Regions from separate parts of the Homo sapiens genome. Here region 2 is linked to region 1. Evidence: chromatin loops called from intact Hi-C (ENCODE). Cell type or tissue: heart right ventricle. All regions are shown on one strand. Each heading gives the region's core, and the rest is flanking DNA. Links, peaks and the distances in the headings are about the cores only.

Region 1 (5,378 bases), core at 134-5,133:
AAACATAAACAAAATATGAAAATAATCTTATACGGGGTCATCAAATAATTCTCAACAATTCTGAATAACTGGAATGACCCACTCCATGCTTTCTGACAACACCACAATTAATTATAAGGCACTTAAAAATGTTAACTGGGGAGAGAGAAAACAGATGAGTTGCTGCTAGAGGTTAAGGATGGTGGGAAGAGGGGTGGGGTGTGATTCTGAAGGGTGGCATTAGGGAGATCTTAGTGGCGAGGGAGCACTTTGGTATCTTCGCTGAAGTAGAGGTTACAAGTGATAAAATAGCATAGAACTACACACACACCATAGCAATGTCAAATTTGTGGTTTTGATGTTTTACTATAGTTATGTAAGAGGGAACCAATGGGGAAAACTGGGTGAAGGGTACATGAGATTTCTCTGTACTATCTTTGCAACTTCTTGTGAATATGTAGTTACTCGAAAAGAAAAAGGTTTTGATTTTTGTCTTCGAGGTAACTGGAAAATAACTACATATTTGAAAATCAAGAAACATACCTCCAAATAACTCATGGGTCAAAGAAGAAATCATACTGGAAATTTAAAGGCATTTAGAACTGAATGATAATAAAATTTTACATATTAAATCTTGTGGAATGCAGCTAAAGATAAAACAGTGCTTACAGGAAAAGTTATCTCAAGTGCTTATATTAAAAAGGAAGAAAAGCTGAAAATAATGGGCTAATCATCAAAGAAAGTAGAGAAAACGATAAAGATATGGACAAAATTTATTAAATAAAAATACACGTATAATAGGGGAGTTGACAAAATTATAAGCTGGTTCTGTGAAAAGATTTTAAAATACTGATGACGCTCCAGCAAGGTCACTCAAGATCAAAAAAAAAAAAAAAAAAAAGGAAAAGAAAAGAAAGAAAACACAAATAAAATGAGGGTTGAAAGGGGACACAATTACAAATACAGTAAAGATTAAAAGATGACAAGAAGATATTACAAATAACTGTATAGCATAAATTTGAACAACTAGATTAAATGAGAAAGTTCTGAGGAAAATAAACTGTATCAAAATCAACTCAAGAAAGACAAGGAAACTTTTAGGGGCCTGTAAAAATTAAAGAAACAGAGTGGTTTTAACTCTTTCCACAAAGAAAACACTGGTACCAGATGGTTTTAAACAGTAAGTTCTATAAATCATTGAAGAAATAAATAATTCCAAACCTAGAATACGAATTCCAGAATGTAGATAATGAGAAACCACACCTCACATTTTAGAAGGGTGGCAAACTTAGTTACCTGGCAAGTAAAAAGAAAACATTGATATCAGTAAAAGAGATGAGCATGGTATCAGTGTGAGGTCAGTGTAACCTTGGAACCAGTACAGGAGAAAAATTCCAAGGCCATCACACTCATGAATATAAAAATTACAAATAAAATCATAGTCGACTGAATCCAGGGATTCAAAGATTTGTTGAACACTGGAAAATAAATGAAATCATTTACCACTTTAACAGATTAAGAAGAAAAATTATCTTAAAAGATCACAAAGTGTATGTATTCATTTTATACGCTATCTGAAAAAGGCAGAAAAAGAAAGAGAGAATAGAAAAGTAAGTGGTTGCCAGGGGTTAGGGGTGGGGAGATGGTTGGAGGACAAAAGGGCAGCCTAAGGGAACTTTCGAAGGTGACAGAACCAACTCTTCAGTATCCTGATTGTGGTGGTGGTTCCACGACCCTGCATATGTTAAAATTCATAAAACTCTCGCATTTTAGAAGGGTGGCAAACTTCTTTGCGGAAAGAGTTAAAACCACTCTGTTTCTTTAATTTTTACAGGCTTGTAAAAAATTAAAAGAAAGGTGGTTTGAAGAAACAAAACCATTATTATTCATAGATGATATGATTATGTAGAAAATAAAATCTATAGATAAAAGATTTGCAAAGAGCCTGAAGATGCTGAATATAACAACAATGAACAAAAATAAATTGCAGTTCCACTCTGGGAAGATGGAGTAGACAGACTTTTCCCTATTTCTCCCAGTAAGTACAACTAAAAACTCTAGATATTTGATGTTAAACAAACATAAGAAGACTCTGAAAGGTAGCAAGAAGACAGATCAGATAGGAACCTTGGTACCCAAGGAATGACAAGATGACTTCTCTAGGAATTCTTTTGCCTCATGTATTCCAGAATTGCAGCTGGCAATCTGGAATTGCCAGTAGGTACAGGCAAAAAAAAAAAAAAAAAAAAAAAAGCCAAAACAAAAGTCTGATCTCTCTAGCCAAAAGACCATGAAGGGACTGTTCAGCGAGACAGAAAACATTAGACAATAACTGCTCCACTCCACCAAAGAAAAATGGGGCCCTGTCCCACCCATGCCAGCAGTGGCTAGACTTCCATCTTTCCCAGGTAGTAACAACTTACTCCAACCCGGCCGTTGGGGTACTGTCAGAGAAGGCTGAGTAGAGCGATGGGACTTTCATCCTGCCATACGGCAAAAAGCCCTTTTCACCCACAGCCTTAGTGTAAAACATCTGGAGAACTGTAAATCACATCTCTATACAACATTAATGAGAAGTCCCTCACCTTGGGTGTCAACAAAGACCGAATGGGGAAGCTGGACTTCTACCTTTACCTGGCAGTAACAAATGGTGGCCCCTTCCCCACACTCGCAAGAATAATGTCAAAGGCAGCTAAAATGGAAGGTTTGAATAAGATCCAGGGCCTCATAACAATTTTTAAAAGTCCAGGATTCAATTGAAAATTACTAATCATACCAAACCCCAGAAATATTTTGAACAGGATAGAAGAAAAACCATCAATAGATGCCAACACTGAGATGATAGAAAATATAGAAATATTTGACAAAGATTTTAAGGCAGCTGTCATAAAATGTTTTAAATAAGCAATTGCAAACATGCTCAAAACAATGAAAAAGAAAGTTTCAACAAATAAATAGAAGATATGAAGAATCAAGTGGAAACCTTATCACTAAAAAATATAATTATCAAAATAAACTAAAGGAATGAACTCAGGGGACAGAGGAAAGAATCAATTAATCAGAATACGGAATAACAGAAATTACTCAATCTGAACAAGACAGAGAAAAATAGACTGGGAAAAAAATGAACCAAGCCTCAGGGATCTGTGATACTATAACAAAAGAGCTAACATTTGTGTCATAGGGTTGTGGAAGGAGAGAGAAAGAGAATGGGATTCATAAATAATGGCTGAGCACTTCACAAATTTAGGAAAAGAGATGAAATTACAGATTCAAGAAGCTTAGAGAATTCCAAACAATAAATCCAAAGAAACATACATAAAAGCCCATTATAATTTAACTTTAAAAACTAGACACATAAAATTATCTTAAAAACAAGCTGAAAGAAATAACACATTAATTATAAAGGAAACTCAATTCAGATGACAGTAGATTTCTTATCTGAAAGAGGACAGAAGGATGTGGTATATTTTTAAGTAATGGAAGAAAAAAATTGTCAGCCTAAGGTCCTTTATGTAGCAAAAAATATTTTTTTCTGAAATGAAAGAGAAATTAAGAGATTCTGAGATGAAGGAAAATGAATAGAATTTGTCACCACCAGAACTATCCCAAAAAAACAGCTAAAGCACATTCACGAAACAGAAGGAAAACAAACAAACAAACAAAAAGAATCTTAAAACGTCAGGAAGGAAAAACACATGGCAAACAAAATATGAGTAAATACAATAGACTTTTCTTCTCTTGAGTTTTCTAAGTTGTATTTGATGGTTGAAGCAAAAAATGTTAACACTGTGATGTGGTTTTAAGTGTATGTAAAGGAAATATTTTAAGACAATTATAGCATAAACGAGGTAGGTAAAGGGAAATAAGTTTGCTACACTTCACTTGAATTGGTAAAATGATCACTAGTAGACTATAATGAGTTATGTCTATATAATGTAAAGCCCACAACAACAACTAAAAAAGCTATACAAGATTTTTTATAGAGACAATCAATGAAACAAACCTCTAGCAAGACTGCAACATTAAAACAATAAAAAATAGAAGACACAAATTACTAATATCAGAAATAAAAGAGAAGCTATCACTACAAACCCTGAAGACTTCTGAAGGATAATAATGAAATGCTACAAACCACTCTACACACATAAATGTACTAAATGAAATGTACCAATTCCTCAAAAAGCACAAACTACCACAACTCTACAAATATGAAAAACATAATTTGAATAGTTCTATAACTATTAAGAACATTGAATTTGTAATTTCAAAACTTCCAAATGATAAACCTCTAGGGTCAGATGGCTTTACTGAAGAATTCTATCAAACATTTAAAGAATTAACATAAATTGTACACAGTCTTTTCCAGAAAATGGCAGAAAATACATCCCAATTCATCTTATTAAGCTAATATTATCTTGGTACCAAAACCAGACAAAGATTTACAAAAAAAGAAAACTACAAGCCAATAGTCTTCATAAATATAGATGCATGGCCAGACATGGTGGCTCATGCCTATAACAACAGCACTTTGGGAGACTGAGGCAGGTGGATTGCTTGAGCTCAGGAGTTTGAAACCAGACTGGGCAACATGGCAAAATTCTCTCTCTACAAAAAAAACTAAGAAAATAAAAATTAGCCAGGCATGGTGGCACATGCCTATGGTCCCAGCCATTTGAGAGGCTGAGGTGGGAGGATTTCTTGAGCCTGAGAGGTGAAGACTGCAGTGAGCCATGATTGTGCCACTGCACTCCAGCCTGGGTGACAGAGCAAGACCTTGCCTCAAAAAAAAAAAAAAAAAAAAAAAAAAAAAATATATATATATATATATATACTTATATAGCTAATATATAAGCAAAATGTTAGCAAATTGAATTCATCAATATATGAAAAGAATTATACATGATGACCAAGTGGAATTATTCTTGGAATGCAAGGATGGCTCAATATTCAAGAATCAATTGATGTTATTCACTCTATTAATAGGCTAAACAAGAAGAATCACATGATCATATCAATGAATGCAAAAAAATTTTTTGACCAAATTAAGTACCCAATCATGATTAAAAGCTGTCAGTACACTAGGACTAGAGGAGAATATCTTCAACCTCATAAAGAACATCTGCAAAAAACCTGTGGCTAAAACCATAATTAATAATGAAAACTAAACGTTTTCACCAAGACTGGGGACAAAGAAAGAATGCCCAATCTCAACACTCTCATTCAACATACTACTGGAAGTTCTACTTACTACAATAAGGAAACAAAAGAAAATAAAAAGCATAAAGATCAGAAAGGAAGAAATAAAACTGTCCTTGTTTGTTGATGATGTTGTTGTCTACACAGAAAAACTCAATGCCTAGAACTAATGAGTTTCAGTAATTCATAGGTATAAAATT
Region 2 (5,378 bases), core at 145-5,144, 62 kb after region 1:
GCTGCTGGTATTACTGAGGGCTTTCCAGGGTTCAGGGCGAGGCCTCTGGTAGTGAGGGATGCACACTGAGGGGTTGGCTGCCAGATGTGGGGAACAGAGACAACTGGCTGATACACAGGCAAAACCTTGCCCCACCAGCAAAAAGATCTTATTCCCTTAGCTAACAAGTCACCATAATTTGTTTAAGATGCTGCAAGAAAAACAGACTGGATGGATGTACACTTAAAAAACTCACAGTGGCTAGGTTAAGCTGGTAAGATTTAAAACACTTTCTTTTCCCATCCCTATTCTACAATTCGCCCATTTGCTTCTCCATCTCTGCCCCAGTGTAACTCCCACACACCCTTCAGAAAACAACTCAAATAGCACCTCCTCAGGGAAGCCCCACGCTGATCTGCCAGACTAGGCCAGTTCCCTGTTACAGCCTCCCATAGAACTTAACCCTCTTTGCCGTTATATTTATGTGTGTACAGTTGTTTGTTTAATGTGTCCCATTAGATCCCCAGAGCCCAGCACAGTGCTTGAAGCCTAGAATACTCTAAATAAATAATTTGTTGAAAATAAATTCCAGGCTGGGCACAGTGGCTCACCAGCCTGAGCAACATAGGAAGACTCCATCTCTACAAAAAAATAAAATTTAGCCAGGCATGGTGGCACGCTCCTGTAGTCTCAGCTACTAAGGAGGGTGAGGTGGGAGAACTACTTGAACCCAGGAGGTTGAGGCCATAGTGAGCCATGATCATGCCACTGCACTCTAGCCTGGGCGACAGATGAGATCCTGTCAAAAAAAAAAAAAGGAAAAGAAAAGAAAAAAAGCAATGAAAATGAATTCCAAGTGTTTGGGAAAGTGATTTCACTCTTTGTATATTGAAAAGTAAATAGGAAATTAGGAGGAGACGGAGAGTAATAAAACTATATCCATGCTTGTCCCGGGCAACATTACATAGCTCTTAACTATCAAAGACATATGGCAGTGTGTCATGTGGTTTTACTTTTTTTATTGGAGAGACGTTGGGGGGATGGTGGGGGAAGGTGTGCAGCAGAATCCTCCTCAAACCCTACGCCCCACCCTCCAGCCCTATGCAGAGCCTCCCTCTGCTTCCCACAGGCCCAGCCCCTCCTTGCTGACAGGGGCCAAGTCCCAAGGATCCCCAGGTGACTCGATTCCTATTTCCCAGCAGAAGGAGTCAAGGCACCTATGGTGGAGACCACAGGACCCAACTATTATTGAGGACACATCCAACCACCATGACCACATGCTCAGAATCTGCACATGTGAAATAGCAGAGCTGGAGTGTTTTTAGAGGCCATGTCTAGTCCAACACCCTTCCATCCACTTTATAGACAGGGACACTGAGTCCCAGATATGGAAAGGGGCTTATCCAAAGGCACACTTCTATGCAAGGATTTAACTGGACAGGTGTCCCTGCATGTGAATGCCCAATCTTCTAACAGCCTAACTCAGAGAAAGAAGGCACTGTGTCAAATGTATTGAGTAGTTGATGGGGCATCGCCCGGATAAGCTCCTCACCCCTGGACCGAGGTGTTCATTCCCACAGCTGACATAAGTGTTGCCTGTGACAACTCACAACTGAGTCCCTCTCGGGAAACTGCCTTCAGCCAAAGACAGTTGCCTCACCCAAGGTTATGCCTGGATTCCAGGGGCAGCCCACAAGCAATGACTGGTCACTGCAGGGATACAAAACCCCATAAGATCCCCTGGATCCGCTGAGGCCAGTGTTGCAACTGCATCACAGCCCAACTTCTCCATCTGTCTGGTTCTGTCTCCCTCACCCCACGCTGGTGTTGTTCCCAGAGCACACACCAATGAACTTCCTATGCGCAAATCTCTGTCTCACCATCTGTTACCAGGGAAACCCAACCAAAGGCAGTGCAGCCAGGGTAGGAAGTGGTAAGACCTCCCTGTGAATCAGAGTGAATAAAATGGTTTCACCAAACACGGAGCACCTAGTAAACACCAGGTCAAGTCCCACCCTCGAAGATCCCCAGTGGAAGTAAATGCATCCATGTCATCTGCCTCCAAAGGGAGGCCGCCTGAATGCTCACCCTACTTTCTGCTATACGAAGAGCCAGGGCTACTTTGGGCCCTCAAGCACTCTTTTCTTCATCCTCAAGCCTGTATATCTATGATGGTTGCTGTGAGAGAAGAGGGGAGCAGCCTGCTTAGGAGAGCTGACATATCCTCTGAATACGTACATGCCATTTGGGTCATTTCACACACTTTATCTTAGTTATTGTTTCTGCCGTCCTCTGAGGTAAGAATTTATGACCACCGTTTTGCAAAGGAGGAAAGTGAGCCTTTGAATGCCTTTTCCAAGATCAAGGAGCCTGTTACCCTCAGAGCCAAGATTCCATCCCAGGTGGCCACGCCCCATGGCCCAGGTTCTTATTCCCTACACCCCACTGCCTTTCTTCAGACTTCAGCGGATGCCTTAATGCAACCTAAGCAAGTAGATGCCAGGGTTCTAGCCATATCTTTCTGTAGCTAGAAAAGTCAGAATATGCCTTTGACTTGCTTACTTCTCCTTTTTAAGGAAAACCATGTGTTTACTCTCTTATGCCAAAGTTGCAACAGAGCTGAAGTTTCGCCAGTGTTAACTTTAAAAGTTGGGCAGAAGGGTTAAAACGTTCTGCCCTGATGCCTGTTTATGTTTCCAGAGCAAAAGAAGAAGATTTTAATAAGAAATGCTCTCATCTGTTGGGCTGTACCTGCAGGAAGGTAGGGGATCTGGATGGAGGCCCCTCCCAGTTCTCAGATCTGCTCCAGAGACCAGCACTCCGTTCACTTCTCCCGGAGCTGAGCAGCTCCCTCTTCTGTTCTGCTTCTGCTGAAACTGGAGCGGAACTGGTGGGGACCCTGACAGCTAGCGTTTTAGACACTGATGCCTCTGCCCCTTGAAGAGGAAGCCGGGGCACATGGAAAACCATTGCCCTGGCCAGGGTTCACTCTCCTCCCCTGTGGGGGTCCTGCAATTGCCCTTCCCGAACTCTCTGCCAAGCACTTGGTGAGCACTCAGCCAGCCTCTGCAAAGACAGGCATTGTGTCCTATTGTAGCACACGTGTGCACACACTTACACGTGTGCACACACACTCACACGTGTGCACACACACACTCACTCATATACTACACAGTGGGACCAAAACCATGCTTCCATTCCCCTGGGAGGATGTCAGGAAGGGTCCACCCCTCCATTCCAACCTCCCCTGAGTCCCCTGGGATAGGAGAAGGAGCTCCACTCACCGTTCTGCCTTCTCGGGAAGACTCTCTTCTGCAAACTCATTGCACAGGGTTTGAGGGAGGGAGAGAGAGCTGTGAAAAGTTCCTCCAAACCAGGATCAGGGGTCCATGGGAGGATCGATGGCAGCTTCTCGGCTGGGAGTATTTGAATATGAGTTAAAACTACAAAGTAACTCCTCGTTAGAACTGTTTTTTCCTCGGCAGGGAGGGAGAAAAAAAAAATCCCTTTCCCTCTGCCAGAAAATCTTTAACGTTTCACAACGGTCGCTTCCAACTCCTGCCCTCCTTGAGAAGCAAATGTGTATAAAGGCAATGTTATTTCACTGAATCAAGCCCTCAGAGCATAAGCCTTTTCCTGTACCACAAACAGAAATGTAAAACCTCAAACTTTCCTTTGGACTTGGAGTCTGTTGTGAGAGGGCAGAACACAACCCTTTCTGAGGTCTAATGTATGGAAAATGTGCCGCACTGTTTAGATCATCGCAAGCACTTGAATCTCTGCCCCCCTCTTCTACTTTTTTTTTTTAATGAGTTCTGGTGTGTTTATGTAATTGCATGGGACAAACACTACACCTAAAATCCTTGCCCAAAGTTGAAGTGATTCATTTTCTCCTTCACACACACCACACACAAACACAGCGCCTGTTTAATCCAAGTGAAAACGCCTTTCATAAAATCTGCAAAGAGCTTGGGCAGAGAGACCCATGGTGAATGCAGCCTGTGTCCTGAGAAGGGCAACTGGGCTCGGGGGAAGGTGGAGGCTGACTTTAATCAAGACAAACAGAAGGCGCTCTGACTCCTGCCATGCCGGGACAAAAAAGGGATAAATGAAAAAGGGGCTTGGGCTCCGGGTAATGGTGCTATAAAACATTTTCAGCCTACTCTACCCAATTTCCTCCGCTTGCCTTCTCATACCAGGACATTTTATTTTTGGACTTGGACAAGATGTACTATTATTTAAAATGACCAATTTGACTGCTGGGTTAAATAAATCCTTGGATCACCATTGGAAAGACCAAAAGAATATACAGTGAGTGGGCAAACAAAACTGAAAACTGAGAAAGTAATATCCACCCCTCTGGTGGAAGAGTGTGATGATTTTCTGGACATAGCAATGTGAGACTGAATGGGAGGGAAAACCTGCTCTGTTTGATAGAGAGAAAAACTTACCAGGAAAGCAAGTGAGACAGATCCTGGTCTAGTCCCTGAGTTATCTGTCACCAGCCAAGGGCCCCAGGTCTTTCTGGGATGGGCCCCCTGCCGTGGTGCCTCTGGCCTCAATATCACTGCTACCACTCAGGGCTCCAAAGAGTCGTGGCCACTGGCATCACCATCACTCTGCTCAATCCACTGCCAAGACACTGTGACTCTCGTACTCCCTCTGCACCCCTCACCCCCATGCAAATATACTTTAGATAATCATTTCTCAAGGCAGTGCTACAGGTTGCCAGAGAAACTCTGCTATCAGCACCTGGAGTCAGAACAGCTCCCTGAGAGCCATCATCACCCCTGGGTGAGGGTGGGGACCCTACACTGGCACTTCCTGACCCTTCCTTACTCTGATTATTGAATGAACTGCCTAGGCTCTGAAACTGCAGGATGCTGCAGCTGTGCCAGGAGCACTGTGAGGGCCAGAAACTGGCCTTGCATTTTAGTCGTACCCAATGGCAGCAACAATAAGCAATAGGCTAGATAAATTCTGGGAGTACTCTGCAGATATTAAGATGATGTGAGGCCAGACACCGTGGCTCACACCTGTAATCTCAGCACTTTGGGAGGCCAAGGTGGGTGGATCACCTGGGGTCAGGAGTTCAAGACCAGCCTGGCCAACATGGCGAAACCCCATTTCTACTAAAAATACAAAAATTAGCCAGGTGTGGTGGCATGTGCCTGTAATCCCAGCTACTCGGGAGGCTGAGGCAGGAGAATTGCTTGAATCCAGGAGGTGGACATTGCAGTGAGCCAAGATCGTGCCACTGCACTCCAGCCTGGGTGACAAAGTGAGACTTTGTCTCAAAAAAAAAAAAAAAAGAAAGACAGAAAAGAAAAGAAATTAAGATGATGTGATAAAATAAGATGTATTGCCATAGAAAGATGTCTGCATTATATTATTAAGTG

What was found. A loop is a pair of places that touch in the nucleus more often than their neighbours do. Peaks named below come from ENCODE experiments on the same cell type or tissue, not always from the same donor. Only the 100,000 strongest peaks of a DNase experiment are listed, where the experiment ranks them.
Region 2: a loop joins it to region 1, with 2.1 times the contacts of the local background. A loop is called at or near these places in 7 of 110 quality-filtered maps.

The regions. Positions count from the first base shown.
Region 1 is chr15:81,242,579-81,247,956 of GRCh38, reverse strand. The region is part of intron 2 of IL16 (interleukin 16); the gene reads right to left. Among named protein-coding and RNA genes, the nearest start is that of IL16, 48 kb to the right of the region's middle. In heart right ventricle, for the core only: no CTCF peak of the experiment used is centred there; no DNase peak of the experiment used is centred there.
Region 2 is chr15:81,180,782-81,186,159 of GRCh38, reverse strand. It overlaps a transcript of IL16 not described here. Among named protein-coding and RNA genes, the nearest start is that of IL16, 13 kb to the left of the region's middle. In heart right ventricle, for the core only: a CTCF peak has its summit at 2,835 (motif pointing left); DNase peaks (open chromatin) are centred at 1,859, 2,369 and 2,859; H3K4me3 peaks cover 1,734 bases; H3K27ac peaks cover 3,612 bases; H3K27me3 peaks cover 1,475 bases.